2 separate regions of the Homo sapiens genome follow, and region 1 is linked to region 2. A link is a contact called in ENCODE Hi-C data. All regions are on one chromosome and are shown on one strand. The core of a region is the stretch at or near the end of the contact, and the rest is flanking DNA. Distances in the headings are between cores, read along the strand shown.

Region 1 (3,509 bases), core at 117-2,616, 33 kb before region 2:
TAATATGCAACTGTCAACCTTTGCCGATATTTAAAAACCACATCCATATTTTAAAAAGATTTTGTAGAGACTGAAAAAAAGTTCCTGTAGTGATTATTTCTAAACATGTTGAACAGGAGCCCACATGTTGGGGCAACTGGTACACAGCTGGGTAAGAAGTCACTGCCCAGCTATTGTCTGAACTTTTTACTTTCATGAAGGGGGAAATGGACTGCAGCTGCTTCCCCTGAAAAGTGACATCATACAATTTGTGACTCACTTCTTGCCCAAATAAAAATCTTCCTAAAGGGCACACAGAGAAGACCTGAAAACCTCCCCCTCTTGCCTCTAGCAGCTGGGAGGGGGAAAGGGAGGCTCTGCTGGGCACTCAAGCGCTCCGCTGCGTCACCCAAGGCTCATGGCACTGCTAGACCAGGGCCTTTACTTTGCTATTGCAGAAACTTTAGCTTCTTCAGAGACGTTAAGTAACCTGTCCAAAGCCACACAGTTTACAGGTGGCAGAAGGTGGACTGTGAATCTAGGCAATGGCGGTACCAAGGGTGAAGGTCAGGCCGGCGAGACCCAAAAGGAGGAAATAGCCTGTAAGTTGAGACAACAGGGAGGGCCACGTCAACTAGCCCAGGAGCCCAGAAGTTCAAGAATAAAGATCTGGAAATGATACACCCACAATCACCCACAAGTAATTTTACTGCTCCATAAACCGCAAAGCTGTCACCTGGAGCCTAACACTCCACACGTCTAAATGTCTCCTGCCTGGTTTCCACCTCCTCAAGGTCCCTCTAAGAGCCCTGCAGCAAGGACGCTCAGCTCCAGTGTACTCAGACTTGACAGAGCCACTGCCGCGAAACGCGTACCATAATCAACTCTGTCCATCCCCGCCAACAGTCTGCGGGGATCACCGTGGTTCCCATTTAACAGAGAGAGGGTTGAGGTCCCACCGCCGGCAGGCAAGGGGTGGGGACCGGAACGCAGGCAAAGGAGCCCTCGCTGTTAGCCGCTGTGCCAGATCACGAGCCCTCCTCTCCTAAATCTCGAATAGTACGAGGTGTCCCCTAGCCCCCCGGCTAGGAGGGAAGGGAGGACAAGCTGAGCAAGGCAAGCGATGGAGAGAGCGGAACGGGCCCTCTTCCCAAAGTTTCAGCGCAGGCCGTCGGGGCCACTCAGTCCCACTCAACCAGGCTCCCCTAGACCACGCTGGGGGCGCAGGGGGGAACTAGGAAGCCGGCAGGAAGGAGGGAGGCAAGGCGCGCACGGCCGGCGGGCTGGAGAGGCGCCGGCCGAGGTGGGGGCTGCAGTTACCGTTCCCACGGCGGTAGGGCGGCTGGGACTGGCACAGTCTCTCTCCGTCGCTCCGCAGCAAGGGTCTGGGGCCCCTTTAGCGAAAGCGAAACTAAAAGTCTCGGCGCTGCGGAGGGAGGAGCCGCCCTGGGTAGGGCCGGGCGGGGCTTGCACCGCCCCTGGCTCGGGGTAGTGCGCTCCGCAGGGGTGGAAGAGCCCAAAGCGACCCGTGTCCCCGCACGCATAGTCCCTGGAGGGCGCTCTCTGCAAAGCTGGCCGCGCGCTCTGCCAAGTTGGCCCCTCGCTCTACAAAGTTGAGCCCGCGCGCGGGAGAACGCGCACAGCAAAGTTTGCAGTTTCCCGGGACAGCCGAGCCGCCGCGGGTTGTTCCGGGAAAAAAACAAATCTGCCAAACTGGCCGCGCTCCAAGTGACCCAAAGAGCGCAGATTTCGCGGCGGCGCTCAGTGATGGGGCGCTCGTGTGGTCACCTCCACTTCCCCGCCCCCAGTGTACACCTCGACCTGGGCCTTCACATCAACTCGGAGACCCCTTTCCCATAGCCAGAGGCTCTCCCCTAGCGAAACCTGGATCCCAGCTGGAACTGCTGGCGTCCCCCTGGGGGACTCCACGCCTACATTAGCATGCGTACCCCACAAGGCTGATCCGCTTCGGGCCCGCTGTGGCATCCACTGTGGTCTCCTAGACGTTGCTTTGCGGGGGGCGCCCTCCTGCGCGCGTGGGCGTAGGACGCTCCCTCAGCTTTGAAGGAAGTACCCACCCAGCAGCCCAGCTTGCTGGTGGAGATGCTGCTCCTGGATCTTTCGGGAAATATTTGTTGTGCGCCCCCGTGTGTCAGGGACTGGGTATGCGGCCGGGAGTCAGTCAAACACGGGAGAGACTGAGCACTTCCACGGATTCTAGTTCACCCCAACCCCACAGCATACGCACACACACACACACACACACACACACACACGGACACACGGATTCCAGTTCACCCTGACCCCACAAAACACACACACACACACACGGATTCCAGTTATCCAGTTCACCCTGACCAAACACACACACACACGGATTCCCGTTCACCCTGACCCCACAAAAGACATACACAGGCATTCCAGTTCACCCTGACCCCACAAAAGACATACACAGGCATTCCAGTTCACCCTGACCCCACAACACACACACACACGCATTCCAGTTTACCCTGACCCCACAACACACACACACACGGATTCAAGTTCACCCCGACCCAACACACCCACACACAAACACACAGATTCTAGTTCATGAAACCCACCACACACACGGATTCATACACACACACGCACCTAGTTCACCCTGACCCCACAACACACACACACACACACACACACACACACACACACACACGTCTTTCTTCACCCTGGCTCAGGGAAGCAACTAAACTCAATCACACTGAGGTGTAAAATATCTGAGAAGAAATTGTAGTTTTATTCATATCAGAGACACAGTATTTACTTTTAGGAACCACCAAATCCTTGCGTGAATGGAGTACATGCTTAGTGGTCGGATACCAGGCAAGAACGCCATCTTCTCTTTCTGTTTGCTTGCTTTCCCGTGGGCCTGAGACTTCAGTATTTGTCGCTCAAATCTCTCCAGGTGAGGATGCTTCCTTGGTTTGAAAAAAAAAGACTGACCCCTGGCAAGTGTAAGGGAATAATTATAATTGATTAACTTACGGGAAAATCCTGAATCCCTGAATATTTTTAACCAGCAGTGACACAATTTCTAATGTGGCTGCCCTAGTCTTTTTTTAATACCCATGTTCCCAAAATGTTGGAGGTAAAGTAAGCCATTTAGACGCTAAGATAATTTGCTTTGTAAAGAAATTCAAGGCCAGGCGCGGTGGCTTACGTCTGTAATCTCAGCACTTTGGAAGGCCGAGGCGGGCGTATCACGAGGTCAGAAAATCAAGACCATCCTGGCTAACACGGTGAAACCCTGTCCCTACTGAAAATACAAAAAAATTAGCCAGGCATGGTGGCGGGCGCCTGCAGTCCCAGCTACTCGGGAGGCTGAGGCAGGAGAATGGCGGGAACCCAGGAGGAGGAGCTTGCAGTGAGCCGAGATCGCGCCACTGCACTCCAGCCTGGGCGACAGAGCGAGACTCTGTCTCAAAAACAAAATAAAATAAAATAAAATAAATTCGATTGTGAGTCATCTGAGAAACAAAGAATACTATTAG
Region 2 (3,366 bases), core at 180-2,679:
TCGTGAGCCTAATGAGGGCACCATATGGGCTGTTTCAGATTTATGCAAAAAGTGCAGTGAAAACACAGAGGACTCTGCCTGGGGCAGGTCCAGGGGTGAAGGAGGACTCAGGGACTTCCACGAGGAGACTGTCCCTAAGCTGGGTCTTAAAGTACATCTGGCTGCCAGGGAGGGGTTATCCGTCATGTGATGACAGTGTCATGAAAGAGAAGGTTTTCCTTTCTGGGAGTGGATGGATGGTGTGGGGAAGATAAAAGAAAGGATTAAGACAAAGATTATAATCCTTAGTCTGAAATATACATTTAGTCCCATTTCAGATAATCTTATGGTAATTTGAGGTTTTCCTCCCATATTACAAACATTGTTTAATACTCCTTTTCTGGTTACATGACACATACCATTGGGGAAGGCAGTACCACTGGGGGAGACAGTACCACCGGGGGAGACAGCACCACCGGGGGAGGCAGTACCACCGGGGGGAGACAGTACCACTAGGGGAGGAAGTACCACCGGGGGAGACAGTACCACTAGGGGAGGAAGTACCACCAGGGGAGGCAGTACCACTGGGGGAGACAGTACCACCGGGGGAGACAGTACCACCGGGGGAGACAGTACCACTTGGGGAGGCAGTACCACCGGGGGAGACAGTACCACTTGGGGAGGCAGTACCACCGGGGGAGACAGTACCATCGGGGGAGGTCTCTACATAGATCTGCCACTGGGTGTGAGTAAGGTAGTGTTCGAGACCTACTGGAAGACAAAGGACTTCCCTGGTTGTCAGTTAAAAAGTGAATATTTCATAACATATGGGCCTGGGAGAGTGGTAGAGTGTCTGATTTATCTAGTGGAAATAAGGATGATGATCATGATATCAGTTGCCATTATTTGGTGCTGACTATGTGCTGGGCACCAGTAAGTGGGCCTGACTCCAGGGTCTGCCATCTTAAAAGGAATGTTTAAACTACCACATGGACATCAGTGAAATACCCAAGGTGGATGAACCTCTGTGAGAATAGGCTCTATGAGTGACCATTGCTGAACCCCACCCATCTGGGGAGGGAAGCATTACTCACTGAAGTTTTTGATGCACCCGGCAGGGTTACCCGGAGGAGTATGAGGAGCACAGGGGAAAGGGCAGCTTCCCAGCTATGATCACTCCAGCATATCAGAACGCCAAGAAAGCTCACGAACTCGCTAGTGACGTAAGTACCATGTAGGTGTGACCACAGAGCCAGAGGCAGAGAAGTGAGACTTTGAAGGCTGTGCTTACTGAAACCTACACACAGATACATTTATTATAGCTGAGCCAAAGTAGAATGTTAGCCCTCAACTCCCATCCAAATTTATGATGCCTGCTTTGGCCCCATTTGTCTGCTTCCAAGGAGATGGACACGGACAGCCAGCATAGCTCGCTTGAGGCCATTGAAGCAAGTACAGAGGCTGGCCAGCCAGAGTGGGGTGTTAGGAGAGTTTTGCCAAATGGCCCAATTAGAAATTGAGTAATTTAGGGGAAGAGCTGATTAAAATAAGTCATATGATTATCAAATTGGGTGTAACCCGGTGATGAAATGATTTTTATTGGCAGAATGTTAGCCTGCTGGCAGTCCTTGGAAGGCAGGGTATAATTAAACTTGGAAAAGTGACATGCTCACTGCAGATCTTAGCATGCCAACTGGAACTTGGTCTCAACAGAACCTAGCATTCATTTCACGCCCCTTGCCATTTTCTTTTTCTTTCCTTTTCCTTCACTCTCTTTTCTTTCCTTTACCAAAGAACTATTCACCTATTACCCATTGACCCATAACAGCACCATCTTTGCCTGAGGAAGGAAGTTAAAAGACATTACTCTGCCCCTCATTAGCAGGGAAATGATGTTTAAACCAAGGGCAGAATGGGTTTGGACTGACAACTTTTGTTATGATTATTTTAAGACTTTTTTTTCCCACGCAGAATTAGAGTATAAAGTATAAAAAGTGTGAAAAGGGCCAGGAAAATTTTAATAACAAAAAAGGACAAAGTAGTTTATAGATTTAATGAAGAGAAAAGGCCATGTGAATTTTTTTTTCTTTCAGAAAATTGTATTAAGTAAATGTTGACATTAAGCCCAGGATAACTTTGGAGTAATTCCCCTCCCAGAGCATGGAAACATCAACTCCAGCCCCGTTTTGTGTTTTTTTTTTCAGATAAAATACAGGCAGGACTTCAATAAGATGAAAGGCGCTGCACATTATCACTCGCTTCCAGCTCAAGACAACTTGGTTCTCAAACAGGCTCAGAGCGTAAACAAACTCGTGAGTGAGGTGCGTATGGGGGAAGAGTCACACCCATGAGCATCACCTCTTTTATCTCCTATAGTCAGTGAATGAGGTGACCCTATAATAAAAAGCTCTGGTTAAAAGTGTGACACCGGCCAGGTGCGGTGGCTCACGCCTGTGATCCCAGCACTTTGGGAGGCCGAGGCAGGCAGATCACCTGAGGTTGGGAGTTCGAGATCAGCCTGACTAACATGGAGAAACCCCGTCTCTACTAAAAATACAAAATTAGCTGGGTGTGGTGGCGCATGACTGTAATCCCAGCTACTAAGGAGGCTGAGACAGGAGAATTGCTTGAACTCGGGAGGCGGAGGTCGCGGTGAGCCGAGATAGTGCTATTGCACTCCATCCTGGACAACAAAAGCGAAACTCCATCTCAAAACAAACAAACAAACAACAAAAAAGGTGACACCACCTATTCTACCCATTGGTTACTGGTTTCAAAGAACAGATATGCGGTAAAATGCAATTTACAAGACAGCCTAGAATCAAACCAATTACATCTTTCTCTGGTGGTTCAGAAGTTACTTCCTAAATCCTCCCAGGGCTGTCAATATTCAAAAGTGCCAGGCAACAGGCTTCTAGTTGCCAGAAAGAATACTGGAGGATCCATCTTTTTAAACAAATCAAACATCTGAAAGATGTTTCAAATGTCAAACCCCTCTCGTTCTCTTATTACTGAAGTCTGAGTTCTGAGAAGCTGTGTATTCCATGTGAATTTCCCTTACCTTACATGCTGCACTGGCTGCCTGAGGGGTGTGTTTTGTTTGGCTTGCCCACCGTTTAAGACGTTTTTATTGTGAGGACTGTTTGGCAAGGAAATATCCCCTGTAGAACCTCATATCCTTCTCATGCCCTAGTGTGTTCTTCACGGCATTTTCCCTCATTTGCATTTCTTATCTGGACTCTGAAGGCATTTGACTTGGCAGCCTCTGGCAACGGGAACAATTATGGCAATTCAAAGCATTCACATAACAAGTTATCTGCAACTCACAAACAGATATGCAAATATCCAAAAATATTTTCCGTCTCTAACCTCTAAAAGCTGGTCCTT

Evidence for each region. A loop is a pair of places that touch in the nucleus more often than their neighbours do.
Region 1: a loop to region 2 is called in a map of Caco-2, with 3 times the contacts of the local background. The contact joins the promoter of CASP7 here to the enhancer-like site in region 2. A Hi-C loop is called at or near these places in 1 of 168 maps with a recorded cell type or tissue (Caco-2).

Annotation. Positions count from the first base shown.
Region 1 is chr10:113,677,769-113,681,277 of GRCh38, reverse strand. It overlaps CASP7 (caspase 7), which reads right to left and starts at 1,366. Exons shown (of 7, transcript NM_001227.5): 1 at 1,300-1,366. RefSeq lists an enhancer at 491-780.
Region 2 is chr10:113,644,759-113,648,124 of GRCh38, reverse strand. It overlaps NRAP (nebulin related anchoring protein), which reads left to right. Exons shown (of 42, transcript NM_198060.4): 10 at 1,098-1,202; 11 at 2,184-2,300. Among named protein-coding and RNA genes, the nearest start is that of NRAP, 18 kb to the left of the region's middle. Within about 2 kb of position 1,429, at least 3 of the 41 ENCODE cell types and tissues checked have a DNase peak (open chromatin) inside an H3K27ac peak, as active enhancers do.